2 separate regions of the Mus musculus genome follow, and region 2 is linked to region 1. A link is a loop called in an ENCODE intact Hi-C map of the cell type or tissue named here. Cell type or tissue: heart. All regions are shown on one strand. Each heading gives the region's core, and the rest is flanking DNA. Links, peaks and the distances in the headings are about the cores only.

Evidence for each region. A loop is a pair of places that touch in the nucleus more often than their neighbours do. Peaks named below come from ENCODE experiments on the same cell type or tissue, not always from the same donor. Only the 100,000 strongest peaks of a DNase experiment are listed, where the experiment ranks them.
Region 2: a loop joins it to region 1, with 7 times the contacts of the local background. A loop is called at or near these places in 37 of 42 quality-filtered maps.

Annotation. Positions count from the first base shown.
Region 1 is chr2:12,297,727-12,306,058 of GRCm38, forward strand. Itga8 (integrin alpha 8) reads right to left here and starts at 4,218. Exons shown (of 30, transcript NM_001001309.3): 1 at 3,851-4,218; 2 at 3,112-3,245. The coding sequence starts at 4,056. It overlaps E030013I19Rik (RIKEN cDNA E030013I19 gene), which reads left to right and starts at 3,520. Exons shown (of 2, transcript NR_040353.1): 1 at 3,520-3,863. In heart, for the core only: a CTCF peak has its summit at 4,294 (motif pointing left); a DNase peak (open chromatin) is centred at 4,265; H3K4me3 peaks cover 1,816 bases; H3K27ac peaks cover 881 bases; H3K27me3 peaks cover 989 bases.
Region 2 is chr2:11,997,437-12,005,768 of GRCm38, forward strand. No RefSeq gene overlaps it. Among named protein-coding and RNA genes, the nearest start is that of Gm34768, 100 kb to the left of the region's middle. In heart, for the core only: a CTCF peak has its summit at 5,008 (motif pointing right); no DNase peak of the experiment used is centred there.

The DNA of each region.
Region 1 (8,332 bases), core at 35-8,034:
AGAAAGTGCTTGCTGTATAAGTATGAAGGCCTGAAAGGAGGCTCCCCGAGGCTCCCTGGCTAGGGAGGGGAGTCAAAAGTTGGGGCTCAGTGTTCAGTGAGAAATGCTAACTCAAATATGTGGAGGTGGGGAGAGAGTGAAGAAGTTACTCAGAATCAGCCTCTGGTCTCCAGACATACACACCTCCACAAGCGTGTGCGCGCGCGTACACACACACACCAAGAAAGAGAGGGAGAGACAGACAGACAGACAGACAGACAGACACACATGCACATTTACACACAAAGAGAGAGGGAGGGGGTGACAGAGAAAGAGAGAGAGAGAGAGAGAGAGAGAGAGAGAGTTAAAAAAGTACTAAAGTACTAAAGTACTAAAGCTATAACTGTTGAACAGTTGGATGCACCTCTATCAAGAGAAAACTAGACATCTAGAGACTGGGGGTGTAGCTCAATAGCACAGCATTTGCCTAATATGTGCAAAGTGCAGGATTTGATTACTACCCCTTACACACACACACACACACACACACACACACACACACACCAAATCAGAAATCCTGTTTACATTTATAAAACATAAGTTCAATGCCTGAGTGCTGAGACATGCTGCTGCTATGTTCTTCTACAAAGAAAAGTAAAAATGGACTTTTCTTGATAGTATTTTTCTACTTAGGTAATTGCCAAAATTGCCCTAGCTTGTCCCTTTTTCTTCTGTTGCAAATATGAGTTCAACTACAGTATGGGCTAAGTGTATTCCTGTGGACCATTCTGGAAATCCTAACACAATCTTTCGGCAATAGTTTGCTAAAGAAAAGTGAACTCAGAGCCCTCAAACAATTGCTTTAGAGCAAATGTTGGAAAATATTAACTACTGTAATTTAAATGGAAAGTGGCTGGAGAAGCCAATTTTAAAGCCAGTTTAATACCTGGATTCTATGGCTTTTATCTTCTGAATCATGGCATCAGCTGAAGTTAGCCCTTAAAAAGACGTTCATCTGGGCAGAGAGATGAATATCTGGACAGATATCAATTCTTCTTTTAGAATGTTAAAAGAAAATGCTAACTACATGCTGATTTCATGTACTCTAGAATGTGCTAGAAAGTTATTAAATTCATTTGTATAACTAGCCAGTGCTACTTGATGAAAAAAAAAAAACCCAACCATTTCATCATTTAAATGCTTCCTTTCTTGAATGTAAATTAAAATAGTACAATACCTTGTATCTTTCTGTTTCAAGGTTTGGATTTAAATTACCTTTGAAAAAGATAGATTAGTGGCTGGAGGGAGGGCTACGTACTTGCGATACCTTGCTATTCTTCCAAAGGATGGGAGTTCAGTTCCCAGCCCCTACATCATGTGATCCAACACATGCTTCTTGCTTCCATGGACACCATACATATGTACCAAACATAAGCGGATGCACACAGAGATAAATACAAATAAAGCTTACAAGACTTATTTGCTCGGATAATTAAAGTGGTATTGATTTCATGCTTATATGATCAAACCTTAGATGCAGTCTTGGTGTGTGCTTGTGTGCGTGGTATATGGATGTGTGCACACATGTGTGCAGATGTGCTTGCCCAAGTAGCATCTGTGGAAGCCAGAGTTTGAGGCTATATTCTTCCTGATCACTATTGCCTTATTGTTTGAAGCGGGGCCACTCATCGAACCTAAAGATCACTGTTGTTTTAGCTAAGATCAGGTGACTAGAAAGTGCCTTAAAGGCTCTTGTCTACCAGTCCCCCTGTGCTGAGGTCACAAGCACACGCCGTGGCCTAGCTTTGACATGGAACTGTGGATTGTAGCCAGCTCTTTCCCCACTGAGCACCCCCCTGCACCACCACCACCACCACCACCACCCCCGTCCCAGGAACTTATTCTGATGTAGAGATCAGTAAGGATCAAAACGCCACTGTTTTATTCACAAACGATTTAAAAGTTCCAGTTGCTAAATGTGAATGTAAATAAAGTAAAGCCTTATAAATCTGTTTTCAAATAACTGAACCATTAATAAAATAACAAACAAGATAGTATGACAATGGATGGGCATGGAAATATAAATTCAAAATGTTTTTTATGAAATGTTTTTCTAATTGGGTCATAATTCAAGGTAAAGATTGCATAATTTTTCTTCAAAATGATTTCCATATTGATAGTCCCTCTCAACAGAAATGACACAGATTAACGTCATGGGTACATACCACCCAATCAATTTTTTCAAAATTCTGTGAAAATGCACATTTACATAAATCCTAGATGCATAAGTTAGATAACCACAGGACCACAGGGAAAGTAAGAACAATGTCCTAAAGTATGACGTGTACAAGGAATCTTAATTTATTGCCCATCACGCCGTCATTTGACCTGACATATTTGCATCTTTGAAAAAAAAGAGGGTATTCTCTAATAATATATGTTATTTGAATGCTAACATTTGGGTGCTACAAGCTAAAACACCGAGTGATGGTGTTTTCAAAACACCCCTTTTAAATTATTTTCTTAGGATCCAAGTTAAAAACAGCAGATGAAATGGTATTTTCCCTTTAATTAAATAAGAAACATCTGTCTGGGGGATTTTTGGAAATGAATATAATCCATCCACACTCTGCCTGTAGTATTTTGCATCTAATGTCCAGTATTTTGAAAGAAAATTCTTTCTGTAAAGAATTAGAATGTCAAGCACCCCAGGTTGCAGTCTGGATCTACTACAGGGCAAGTCTCACCTCCGGACTTGGGAACTAGAGAATTACAAATACTCCAAGCGAGTCCTTTATCAGTCTCCACCTCTATATTTGAGGACCAACCCGATTCTCTATAGTGTAGGTTATTTTGTAACTCTGGCCGGCCTCGAACTCACAGACACCAGCCTGCCTCTGCCAACCAAGTATTAAGCCTGTGCTCCCCTCCCCTCACAGCTGTGGGTTTCTACTGGTCCCAAGCACCTCCTCCCCTAGTGTTCACCTCTGAACAGTAGGGAAACGGATGTTACCAGATGCATCCAAACACTCAGATTTACATTAGGAGGGGGGGAAAGAACACTAAATTGCCGCGAGGAATGGCTCTGGTTCTTTTCAACCAGGGGCCACACTACAGGTTAGCATCACTTACTGGTGGTGTCAAACGGTATCTGCTTGCACTGTGCAGACCTCTCTGAGGGCCAGGGACAGTAGTAGACAGCTCCCCCTTCTACGATATCCGGCTGGCTAGTGTTGGCTTTGGGTGCCCCCACTAAGACACTGGCTCTGCAAAGAGATTGGAGAAAGTCACTCCTCTGGGAACATTTACCCGTGTGCCCAGTCTGTAGAAGCATGCCCACCGGACTGCGGCAGCAGCGGCAGGCACAAACAGGTTTATTGTGGAAAGACTGCCAAACTTGATTTCCTCTTTGGAAGCCTATGAGCACCAGAAACCTGGTTTTGGAAGAGGCTGCTAATGGTTCTGCCTGTCTAGGTGGAGGTAGGTGGAGACTGTGATGGGGAAGGCAGATCCCAACTGTCTGCAACCTAAGGCGCTATGAGATTCCGTAGGAACAGACTGCGCGGTCCTTATTTTAAAACTGACCTGAGTCTGTCCCGCCCCACTCTCTCCTTTGTATAATGCTCTTGTCTTTGAATCCGAACTTATATACCAGTGGAGCATCTCCAATCCCAGATTCATGGGCACATCTATTTAGCATAAGTCAGGAGGAAAGATGTTGGTAGCAGGCAAAGAGCAGAATCCGACCCGGAGTGGGCAGTTGCCTGAAATATCAGACATCCTTTCCTCCTGGCTGCGGAGACCTCTGAGAGACAGAGACAGGACCTGGAATCGCGCGCCACCAAGCCACCAACCCAACCCAGCAACTTACGTGCGCGCATCAGGTATGTAGAAGTCCAGTGAGTAGCCGAAGTAGCTGCCCTCGGGGCCACTGTACACAGTGAGCTTGTCCACATCCAAGTTGAACGCCAGACACGCAGGGGACCACAGCATCCCCAGCGCGGCCGAGACGCAACAGAGACGCGCGAACGGAGGTGCCCGGTTCCCCGGGGGACCACAGTGGGTTCCCGCAGACATCGCCCTCCTTCCCGAACGCTGTTCACCCGGGATCGGGAGCCGTGGAGCCCAGAGGAGAAGGCCTGACGCTCCCCAGAGGCCGGTGTCCCGGGTCGGTGAGCTAGGAGCGTCCACAGTGACAGTCCTCTCGCCCTGTGCGGCCCGCCGACCCCGCTGCTCTGGGCTTGCAGCAGCGGATCCCGCGCTCGACCCTCTCCAGCCCCTGGCTGGGGCCGGCGCGCTCTTCGCGCCCTCTAGCGGCTAGTTCTCAGGCTGCAGGACGGAGCTTGCGGTCTAGGACCGGGCAAGTGCCTGTTGAGCCCGCTAGATTTCGAGTCTCTAGTTTAAGGACCATCTAAATTTTATGGATGTCACCTCAAGTCATTGTTTTGGAGAAGCGGTGTTCCATATGCGGCGAGAATTTAATGATTTCCCAATATTGCGCAGCTCGGATACAAGCATACAAAAGAGTATACCAACTCCAGAAAAGAGTGGTTATATGGCTGTCACCTCTACCTTTGAGGGTAAATCAGTTTCTTCCTCAGTAAATGGGATTTGATAATGGAATGTAAGAACCCTCTTCCTCTCCTATTCCGCTGACATACTAATACAAAAATCCTGTAGGTTTTCTCAGTCTTTCTCAAGGGCATCTCTGGCACATTGTATGATTTGGTATAAACCTCTATCCTATGAGGTTGTGATGAAGGACTGCAAAGTCAGAAATGCTGCAGTTAACAGTTTTCAAAAGCAGGGCTTGGGAGTGAAAGTTTGAGACAACAGGATCTCTTCCTCACCAGTACTAGTTGTTGATCTTTCGAGGAGCCCGAAGGTGAAGGGAGCAGACTAGAACTGTGTGTATAAATGGTTTTTTATAAATACAAACTTTTCAGGACATAGATTGGTGATAAAAAAAACAACATGACTCTGAGGTCACACAGAATTTAAGTGTAGGCAAAGAAGTGTGGGACATGGTGACACATACCTGAAATCCCAACACTGTTTTGTTTGGGGGCAGGGGCTGTAATAAGAGGATCTTTTGTTGGACAGCCTGGGCTAACCTAACAAGTTCAAGACTAGCCTGAGAAGGCTGTGTTAAATATATATATATATATATATATATATATATATATATATATATATACACACACACACGTGTGTGTGTGTGTGAGAGAGAGACAGAGACAGAGACAGAGACAGAGAGACAGAGAGAGAGACAGAGAAGGGGCAAGCTGTTTCTGGGTAATTTCAGGAAAGTTGGAAACAAATTTAGATGTAGACAAGAATTTGAATAGGAGACTTAGATTTGGACCTCCCGGAAGCAGATGAGGGAAACACTGAAGGCACTAATCTCCTAGCATTAGATGACCATGTACAAGATCGTAGTGAAAAGGAGTATCCAAGGAGTGGTCTGAAATAGGGCTGGATGGATCCTGAGACCAGGGATCCAGGCAAAAGTAGCCAAAGCAGAAATATGATAGGCACCAGAGATTCAAATGTCCAGTGGCAAGTCATCTGAATAAAAAGAAAGCAGGGATGGACAAGGGAATCCCAACCTGGTTGACAAGACAAAAGGAGAAAAGGGCCATGAAAGTTAAGGAAAAGGCTGAGATTGGGGGAGGATGCACAGCAGAAAGGATCTAAGCTGAGTCTTAAGTTACCTACTTAGGAGAAAATAAGTGAAGTGAGTGGATGAATAAGATGCCAACTTACTCATCTAAGAATAATTAGTACCACTTCCTACAACTGGGGGACCCATCAGAAGGTTGATACAATTTGAGTAGACTAGACAAAAATCTCAGCCTACTAGGAAAAAAAAAATGGTTTCTCATCCATTTTCCTTCATAACCCACTCTGTAGAGTAATTTCAATTTTGTGTTTCTACTTGTCCCTATTTAAAAATCAAAACAAGCAGTCTGTCACAAGGCTCCCTGTCAAGCCATCACATCATCATTTCCTAATTACATTGCCCAATACGAGGCATAAGAGCTTACAAGTAGGTGGTAGACCAGTTGACTGGTTTTCCTTCTCTATCCTAAAGTCAATTTGTGCTGGACACAGAGTTTGCCACTTTGATTAAGATATTGCTAAGAATAAAAGTCAAACTCCCCACATGAGCTTGAATGAGTAATTCACACACAATACACACATGGGACGCCTCAGAGCTGTCACCGAGGCTGGGGATTAACTACAACATGGGAATGTCCTGACACCAGTGTACTGTAATTTTGAAAGCTGTCATACTGCAGGAAAGTCTTAATTTATGTTGACTGTCTAAGAGGGTATAAAGTGACAGCATGGTCCTTGGTGTGTACTTTGCATTGACAGATTTCTACACAGAGGTAGCATGGTAAACATTGTTTCATGTTGACCAACTCCTCACCAGGGCATCCGTAATGTACCCACTTGTCTATTTCCCTAAAATATCCCTCAGCTATTTATTCTTCTTGTTCCACATACCTATGTAATGAAAACATGTACTGTGTGTGTGTGTGTGTGTGTGTGTGTGTGTGCGCGCGTGTGCAGTCCAGAGGTGGCTGTTGGTGTCTTCACCTATATGGACTGCATGGCCAGCAAACCCCAGGGACACTCACATCTCTGCTTCCCCAGTGCTGGGATCACAGGCTTGTCTCACCACATCCAGGTTTTACATGGGTGCTAAGAAATCAAGCTCCCCATGTGGTCATGGCTGGCACTGTGTCCACCAAGTCATCTCCCCAGTCTCGATTTCTTTTGCCACATACACAGGTGAAGTTTTGTTCCTCTCTTTTAAAATAGACTTGTTCTTGCTTATATAAGTTATATTCTTGATATTATCATTCCTCACTTTACAGCTGAGAACCCAGATTAAGGTTCCTGAAAGCACAACACTTGTATGCTCACAAAGTAAGCAAGTAGTGTGATTTGAGCTCAGGTCTATCAAATGCCCAAAGAATTCCTTACCCTACGTAGTTTCTAAGGAATACTTTTTAAAAAAAATCTTATCTTAACTGACAATGTTCCATTCAAGAGCCAAAGACCACCTGATAAAAACCCCAAGACCAGGTATGAAAGAAATTGTTGGTCAGGGTTGTCTAAGAGCCCTCCTGATTACAGACTGTTGCTACTGCCCTTGGTTGACTTTTAGAGGTTGAAGGTGAGCTTCTATTGCTGAAGACACTGTGTCCTTCAGACACAGGCCCACAGGACCCTGAGCTGAAACTGATCTGAAAGCCCCCTCCCTGAGAAGCAGCCTTCATGGACCAGAAGACACCATGCATGCTTCCAAAGGAGCACTGCCCAGCTATCATGCCTTTGAGCCACGACGACTAACATGGCCTCACAGTGGTAGCTCACAGAGTTTGGCAGAAACCAACAGCTCTCTAAGCAGACTTGAGACCAACTCAGTAAGAGGGGACTCATTCCTGGAACTGGGAACTGAGCCAATCACGCAGGGCTAAGAACGTCACAGATCTTAGAGGAAAAACACCTCTTTACTAAACCAGCATAATCCATAACTACACTCTATAAATTTGTGCTTATATCCACAGATAAATGTAGTCCTCACCCCTTATGAAGGAAACTTCTCTCTGCAACAGATGGAGACCATCACAGAAAACCACAACCAATCAAAATTCAGAGTCGTAAAAGCCCAGTCCTGATGGATACATCTACAAAACAACTTTTACACCTAAGGTTCAAGGGTCATTTCAGAAGAGGAGACTGAAAGATTGTAAAAGCCAGAGGCTCTAGCTAAGAGACTGTGTGAGTAATGGCAGAAGATACGCCCTTACAGTCTCACCAGCATGACTGCCTTAACACGAGCTGAACAAGGACATCGGCAGACGCTCCGAAGTGGATGAGAGAAGGATCCTGAGGCTTCAACCCTACACAGAAAGCTACAGGCAGCCAAACAGTGCTGAGAGTGGAAGTAATAATCTTTCCCAGGAAAGAGCACAGCAATTGGTTAGCTGATACCAAATAATCGGCCCTGAAGACATACATGTAAGCAGCATGATATTAACAGGAAAGGCTAAATTTAGGAATACATATGAATATGTGGGTGCGTAAATGTATATATAAATCTAAATGTGTATATGTATATGTACACATATGTGTGCATCAACAATTGCAGGGAAAAGACCATGAATTTGAAAAAGAACAGGGAAGGGATAGAGGGAAGGGTTTGGAGGCAGGAAAGAGAAAGAGAGATGATATAATTATCTCAGTTAATTATCTCAAAACTAAAAGAAAAATAGCATGTTCTTAAAGCTATGATAAGCATGAGAAATTAGCTTCTTCCAGGCATAAGTTATTTGGG
Region 2 (8,332 bases), core at 237-8,236, 300 kb before region 1:
GATGATCCTGAGGAAACACAAACAGACCCTCTCTCCCAAACCAATTGAGAGCGCTCCCCTCTCACCTGATTCAGTGCCTCATTGTCTCTCTGGAGTTCTACAACACTGTCAACACTGGTGGGCAATGATTTCCACACCCTTATGGCAATCTGATTCACCTGCTCAAATACCTGCACTGGATATCCCGTCTGTTGTTGTGCAAATCAACCTTGATCAAGCAGCATATCTCTATCCCATGCAAATTCAGCTTGATCAGTGAAAATAGGACATCCCAGCAAGGAGAATCTAATCTCTCTCCAAATCCCTGAATAGAAGGTCCGTCTATATGCGGCTGCCTGCCCCTTTAAGAGCTCCATTTGCAATCGGCCCTCAGCAGGGCTTTTTCAGCTGTACCTGACTCCCAGCCACAGTGCTTTTATCACTTTCTACTGTGCAAATTGAGGCTACTTTTCAAACAAGTTAAAGGATGGACAGCCAGCAGATAAAGTTTTAACCAATTATATTTTTCAACATAAAACACAAAACAATAATCATATACCAAAAACAGACAATAGACAGACAAGAAATAAAACTTGGGGTTTCAAAGGGACACAAATATCCTATCAAAGCTAAAAATATCTCCATAGGAGCCAGAGCAGGACGTCTCCCGTTTTTATTCTGTCCCTAGGAGAGCTCTAACTTTTTTTTTTTTTTTTTTTTTTTTTTACTTATTTTTCTGCGCGTGCCTTCTTTTTCATTTCTCTCTGTTTCTGATATGCTTCCCTGGTGCTCCTGCAAAAGTCATTGCCCTTCCTTAACAGCTAGCTCACATTTCTTGTCCTGGATAAAGCGTCCTTGAGGTACTCACTTATCTACGTGAGGTTCTTAGCCCCAAGGTCGATCCACAAGTTTATCTACACTTGCTTTATGATCTTATGTGTCTGCCGAGCTACCCCCAGCAGATACACTCTTGTCCAGGGTGATGAAAAATTAAGGCAATAGCATAATATCAAGGCTAAGAAAGAAAGCAAGCAACACAACCCCAACGACAATTACCGGACCTACTGCGTAAGAAAGCATACCTCTCAGAGACTCACATTAATTTCCTTTTACTTACGGGTACCCCTGTTCCCCAGCTGAAGAGTTCTGAATCCATGCAGTTGAATCCTTCTCAACTGTCTGTGTTGCGGGAACACTTCATTACCACCGTTCCCCAGCTGAAGAGTTCTGAATCCACGCCGAATCCTTCTCAACAGTCTGTTTTACAGGAACCTTTATCAACCACTCCTTCCCCGCGATGCAGTTCTGAATCCTCCCTGTAGCAGGGGGTCTTCACTCATGCCTGAAGATGTTTCTCGTCCCGGGATTCGGCACCATTTCTTGCACATGCTCAACTGGCCAGGAAGAACACGCTGCAACAGGATCTTTTTGCACACGTTTATTGGGAGAGCATTGATTGCATAGGCGAAAGAAGAACAACAAACAAGGAAAATGATGCTGCTTATATACCCCTCCATGTGACGTGTCAGCTCCTGATTAGCTGCTCACTCATCACCCCACTACTACACCCCGGGATGGGCAGTGACTTGGCATGAATTTACTCTTGCACCCGCGCACATTACTTGTTTACCAGTTAGGCACAGTGGAGGCTCATGATGGCAATTGCTCACGGCTCTCCACATCCCACTATTATTGTTTGAGGTACAATGTGTGCTTTGAGCTTTAGTAAAGTTTCTTTCATGAATGTGGGTGCCCTTACATTTGGAGCATAGATCTTCAGAATTAAAAGTTCATTTTTGTAGGTTTTTTTTGAGTATGAAGTGTCTTTCCCTGTCTTTTGTTTGAAAGTCGATTTTATTCGATATTAGAATGGCTACTCCAGCTTGTGTCTTGGGATCGTTTGCTTGGAAAAAATTTTTCCAGCCTTTTACTCTGAGATAGTGTCTGTCTTTGTCACTGAGGTGCATTTACTGTGTGCAGCAAGATGTTAGGTCATGTTTAAGTATCCAGTCTGTTAGTCTATGTCTTTTTATTGAGAAAATGAGTCCATTAATATTAAGAGGTATTAAGGAAAAGTGATTGTTGCTTCTTGTTATTTTTGTTGATAGAGGTGAAATTATGTTTATGTGGCTATCTTCTTTTTGGTTTCTTAAAAGAAGATTATTTTCTTGCTTTTTCTAGGGTATAGTTTCCCTCATTGTGTTGGAGTTTTCCATCTATTATCCTTTGTAGGGTTGGATTTGTGGAGAGATATTGTGTAAATTAGTTTTTGTCGTGGAATATCTTGGTTTCTCCTTCTATGTTAGTTGAGAGTTTTGCTGGATATTTTAGCCTGAGCTGACATTTATGTTCTCTTGGGATCTATATGACATCTGCCCAGTATCTTCTGGCTTTTATAGTTTCTCATGAGACGTCTGGTGTAATTCTCATAGGTCTGCTTTTATATGTTACTTGACCTTTTTCCTTTACTGATTTTAATATTCTTTCTTTGTTTTGTGCATTGGTGTTTTGATTGTTATGCGATGGGAGGAATTTTTTTTCTGGTCCAGTCTATTTGGAATTCTGTAGGGTTCCTGTATGTTCATGGGCATCTCTTTCTTTAGGTTAGGAAAGTTTTCTTCTATAAGTTTGTTGAAGATATTTATTGGCCCTTTAAGTTGGGAATCTTCACTCTCTTCTATACCTATTATTCTTAGGTTTGTTCTCATTGTGGCCTAGATTTCCTGGATGTTTTGGGTTAGGAGCTTTTTACATTTTTCATTTTCTTTGACTGTTGTGTCAATGATTTCTATGGTATCTTCTGCACCTAGAGTCTCTGGTGATGCTTGCATCTATGACTCTTGACCTCTTTCCTAGGTTTTGTATCTCCAGCATTGTCTCCCTTCGTGATTTCTTTATTGTTTCTATTTCCATTTTTAGATCCTGGATGGTTTTGTTCAATTCCTTCACCTGGTCGATTGTGTTTTCCTATAATCCTTTAAGGGATTATTGTGTTTCCTCTTTAAGGGCTTCTACCTGTTTAACTGTGTTCTCCTGTATTTCTTTAAGGAAGTTATTTATATCCTTCTAAAAGTCCTCTATCATCATCATGAGGTATGATTTTAAATACAAATCTTGCTTTTCAGGTGTGTTGGAGTATCCAGGACTTGCTGTGGTGGGAGAACTTGGTTCTGGTGATGCCAAGTATCCTTGGTTTCTGTTGGTAAGTTTCTTGTGCTTGCCTCTTGCCATCTGGTTATCGCTGGTGTTCGTCGGTCTTGCTGTCTCTGACTGGAGCTTGTCCCTCCTGTGGGCCCCTGAGTCTGTGATCTTAAGTGTGTCAGCACTCCTGGGGAGACCAGCTCTTTCCTGGGTGGGGTTTGGGTTGGGAGAGCCGAGGGACAGTCTTAGCTCTGGGGTGCAGATGGAGACCTGAAGGATCCTGTCCTCAGCTCCTTCACTGTTCCTGTGCCCTCCAGCCTGGATTCTTTCAGACTTGAGAAGCTGCTCTGTCTTAGATTTTGGTTTTCTTTCTTTTTTTTTTTTTTTTTTGTTTTTTTTTTTTTTTTTTGGAATTATATAAATTGGGGCGATGGGTGTCTTATTGATTTGCCATCCTTCAGAGATGGTGACTTAACATTTTTGGGAGGTGCCATGGTGTGTCGTCTTTCTTACCACTTGTGGAAAGGACTATCTGCTTGACTCTGAGCTCTCTGGAGACTGCTTCTTCATTCTGGTTCTGTGGTCAGAAGCTCCATGTTGACTTTGGCAATCACAGGGATGTTTGCACCACAGAAATGGGCAAGGCTACAAGCCAAAGTGGCTTCTCTGGGAAAACTGATTAAGTTTTTTTTTTTCCTTGTATTCCTGCCCTGATTATCACTTCACGCCAATGAGTGAGGTAGGAAAATAATTTAAAAGTCTCTTTTTTTCCTGTAATACTTTGGCAGTGGTGTTAATATGTTTATAGTTTCTGACAGCTCCCATCTTATGGGTTGAAACACCTCCTTTTTGTGTGTCTAATACTCAGATTTAACTTTTTTAGTTTTGAGAATTTTGTGATCACACATTTTAACAGGTCTTCAGACCTTAGCACAGCTGACTCTGCGATAGAAGTATTATTCAGGCCATAAAGCACAGCATGCCTACTTACTCCATCAAAGTCCACACTTCTGGGAAAGTCTCTAAATGTACCAACTTTGCTTTTTTTGGCTTCTGTAGTTCCTCTTCTAGTTAACTGTTCTTGCTAATTGAAGTATGTCAGCTCAGAACAAGGTTTTTCTGCTTCAAAAGCTCACCCTGGGAAAGGTTTGGGCTGTACTGGGGTCCTGAACAACCAGTGTAGTGGTTGGCCTGGTAATGAAGTCTTTCTATTGGCTTAAAACAGTGTCGGAGTAGTCGGTGTATACCCTGTGACAATTTAATCTCCACTTTCCTCTTTGGATCCTTCCACATCCTCTCAATGTGTCCCCTCCCAATTTCATGTCTTTTGATTTATTCTTTAATTACCCACTAAATCCAGTTATTTCTGTGTATACATGTGTGGGTGGTAGAGCATGGAATCTACCCCTGGATACATCTTCGGAGCAGAGTGAGCCCCTCCCCAGCCACTATCCAGTTGGGGTCAGGGACCATCCTCCATGTATGCCAGAACTGTGGTTGGCTTAATCTTGTGCAGGTACCTTCCGCTTCTGTGATTTTGTGATTGCGATAGTCATATCCTATTCAGGGGGATGCATACGGTGTGCTTTTATATAGTCTGTGCCACAAGTCCGAAAATTAAAGTAAATAAGGTTAGAGGTGTGACTTTAGTGGTAGAGGGAATTTGATTCCTGCATGAAGGCTGCCATGGCTTCCATCTCTAGTACCAGAGACGACGACGATGATGACGACGACGACGACGACGATGACGACGACGACGACAACAACAACAACAACAACACAACAATAACAACAACAACAACAACCAAAATTAACAATCTATGTTTTTATTTCACCTTGCATTTTAGGACCTTCTTGAGTGTCTATGTATTACCTAAGCGTGTCCAGTAGGTGGTGCTAGTATACCATTTTTTACGTCAAACTTCAGCCTTGGTTCTGGAATAGTGTGAAGAGGAAAACTCCTTTGTCCTTAGCAGTTTACAATCCAAATCATGCTTTCTACTTTTTCTTATGCTCTAAAATTTTGTACCTGAGCAAAACGCAGATTTTTAAACACAGAGATAAAGTTCATTGGGAATTTATCTTCACTTTCTCTCCTTTGGGAATCTGAAGGCTTCTGTTAGTATAGTCTCTCCAGGTTTTACCATTTGGAGGAACACAGGCATCCTGCCACAAATCATTCACATTCAAGAGCACCTGTGTTACTCTGAAAACAGAACCGAGACTTCCAAATCTCTTCCTTTAAATAAAAGAATCAAAATAAAAACACCTAGTCACTGAGGCTACAAAATTGATTAGGCAAAGGAATGAACGAGTAGCTCTCTGGTGTTGTTTTTCTCGACACCCCTGGGCCCATGATTGGAGCTATCAAGCAAGCATCGCTAATTTGTTATTTTTCTTCATTACTATTTCAGAGTACAAATAAGAGTAAAAGAACACACCATACCACACACACACACACACACACACACACACACACACACACACACACACCATGCTCCTTATGTAAAATACTATCAGATTTGCATCCAACCCATGCAGATTCCTTTGCAAACCTCCAGTCATCTCTATGATACCCAGGGCTCCTGAGAAAATAGAAATGCTTCTTAAATGGTTGTTTCTTTGTATTCTTCAGTGAAAAAAGACTCAAACAAACACATGTTCAACACAGTCATATCTTTTGGTAATGTATTTCAAAGTCAGTTTTATTGTTTTTAGATATGAGCCTGCATGTGGGAATGTGCATCTTGTGAGTACAAGGACCTCCAGGAGCCAGAGGCAATAGATCTCCTGCAGAGGATTGTTAGCCACTGGTATGGGTGCTGGCAACTGAATTGAGGTCCTCTAGAAGAGCAGTAAGTGCTCTTAACCACTGTCTTAGTCAAGGTTTCTATTCCTGCACAAACATCATGACCAAGAAGCAAGTTGGGAAGGAAAAGGTTTATTCAGCTTACACTTCTATACTGCTGTTCATCACCAAGGAAGTCAGGACTGGAACTTAAGCAGGTCAGGAAGCAGGAGCTGATGCAAAGGCCATGGAGGGATGTTCTTTACTGGCTTGCTCATCCTGCTCTCTTATAGAACCAAGACTACCAGCCCAGAGATGGCATCACCCACAACGGGACCTCCCCTCTTGATCACTAATTGAGAAAATGCCTTACAGTTGGATCTCATGGAGGCATTTCCCCAACTGAAGCTCCTTTCTCTGTGATAACTCCAGCTGTGTCAAGTTGACACAAAAGTAGCCAGAACAGCCACTGAGCCATCTTCCCAGTTCCATGTATTTGATCTGCTGTTGGTTGAAGCTCAGTGATATTGGAGCTGGAAGACCGAATGTGCTGAGGTTTGTCTGAAGCATCCTTTCGTTGATACATGCCTCTACCATATCAGCTTCTCTACTATTGCATCAAACACCCATGGAAGAGGCACTCTTGCTCAAGTGTGAGGCATCCTTAGATATTTCGTAACAAGATGTGCTGAAAATACTGTCATGCCAGACACTTTCTCTTCATATTCCCTCATCAAATGTAGCAAGTTATTCCTCACAGCAGTCAATGCCCTAGCCGTGTTAGGAAGCATTACTCCAGGAGTTTAAGAAGCCATTTAAAGGGTAATTAACCTCTTAGAATTTCCGTTCTCTAAAAGCCCACAAGCAGAATGATAGGCTCTCAGAAGGCACCTATTCCACTTTATTTCCAGTATTCAAAATAGCCCTTCAAACAGTGGTAACACATTCCTGCTTGCTGTACATGAGAGTACTGACAGTCTCCCCTTCTCTCTAAAAATTTTAAATGTCAAATATATACACAGAATGGGACAGGGGGGTGATCGTGTTAGTTAAAACAACAAGACTCTCCAAAGATCCATGTCTTTGCAGAAAAGGGGTTAACCCAGACGCAATGCACCCCTGTCAACCAAGGGCAGATTTACTGAGGTCAACCGAGGCAAATGGGGTGTTTGCCAAGTCGAAATGGAAAGGATTTCCTGCAGCACTGAGACACAGGAAGGGAGGACAAGGACACTATCAGCACAGAGTGAAAGGCAGCTGCTGGCAGGTGTGTGCACAGTGGTGGGTTTTATGTGGTGTTAGAGTGGCCTTTGTGTGAGGTTGTGGTTCTGGCCTTTTCTCTGAGGTCATTCTTGCAGTCAGGTAAATGTATACAAGAGCTCCTTCTACACAATGTTATAACTTCCCTCCCTTCTCCCCCTCCGCTTAATTGGTTCTGATAATGTTCCCAGATTCTATTGTTGTAGTTTAACAATTACTAATTCACAACCGGTCCGAATCTTATACATTTCTTGTCTTACACCTCTCTCTCTCTCTCTCTCTCTCTCTCTCTCTCTCTCTCTCTCTCTTTCTCTCTCTCTCTCTTTCCCTTTCTCTCTCTGATTATTTGAAGCAAATCTCATCACTTCAGGACATACTCCTGGACTTTGTTTAAATACAACTCCACCATGTTCACACTTGAAAATGACCATTAGTGATTCCATATGACATAAAGTAGCTAGTTGGGGCTCAAATGTATACAACTGTGTGCTAACATTTTAGCGATTCATTTGACACCCTCGTTGAAATAAAATCTACACATTCCAACTGCTCAAGTACCTCTTGACTATTGTTAGAGTCATTTTGTGTATATGAGTGTTTGGCCTGCAAGAACATAGGCAGCACCAGTGTTTGCCAGGTGTCCTCAAAGTTCAGGAGAGGGTTTGGCGCATCTGGAACTGGAGTTACAGATGTTTATAATCTGCGATGTGGGCCTGGGTCCTCTGGAGGAGCAACCAATGCTCAAAACCACTGAATAGTTAGTTCCCTATGGCCTTCCCCCACCCTTGGTGTTTAATTATTGAAACAGAATTGGATTGCTTTTCTCATAGATTTTGTGAGTCTGAATTTTGCTGATTATGCTTTATGTTAGCATATTCCTGTACTGATGTATGTTCTGAAAACTGGGATCAGATTTTGGTCATATTTGTGTTCATAGATACACAATATACATATTATTCCCATGAATGGCAAAGGATGAACTCTGGTACATCATTTAAGGACCATTTTTAGCCAAGGTCTTGGGCCACTATGCCGTGACAAAGACTGAACCATTCTACAACCTGCACATATATGTTATATATGAGTTCTACAGCCTATACATAGGTGTTCTACATGACTTCTATAGCCTGTATGTACATGTTCTATATGCCTTTTCACTTTGCT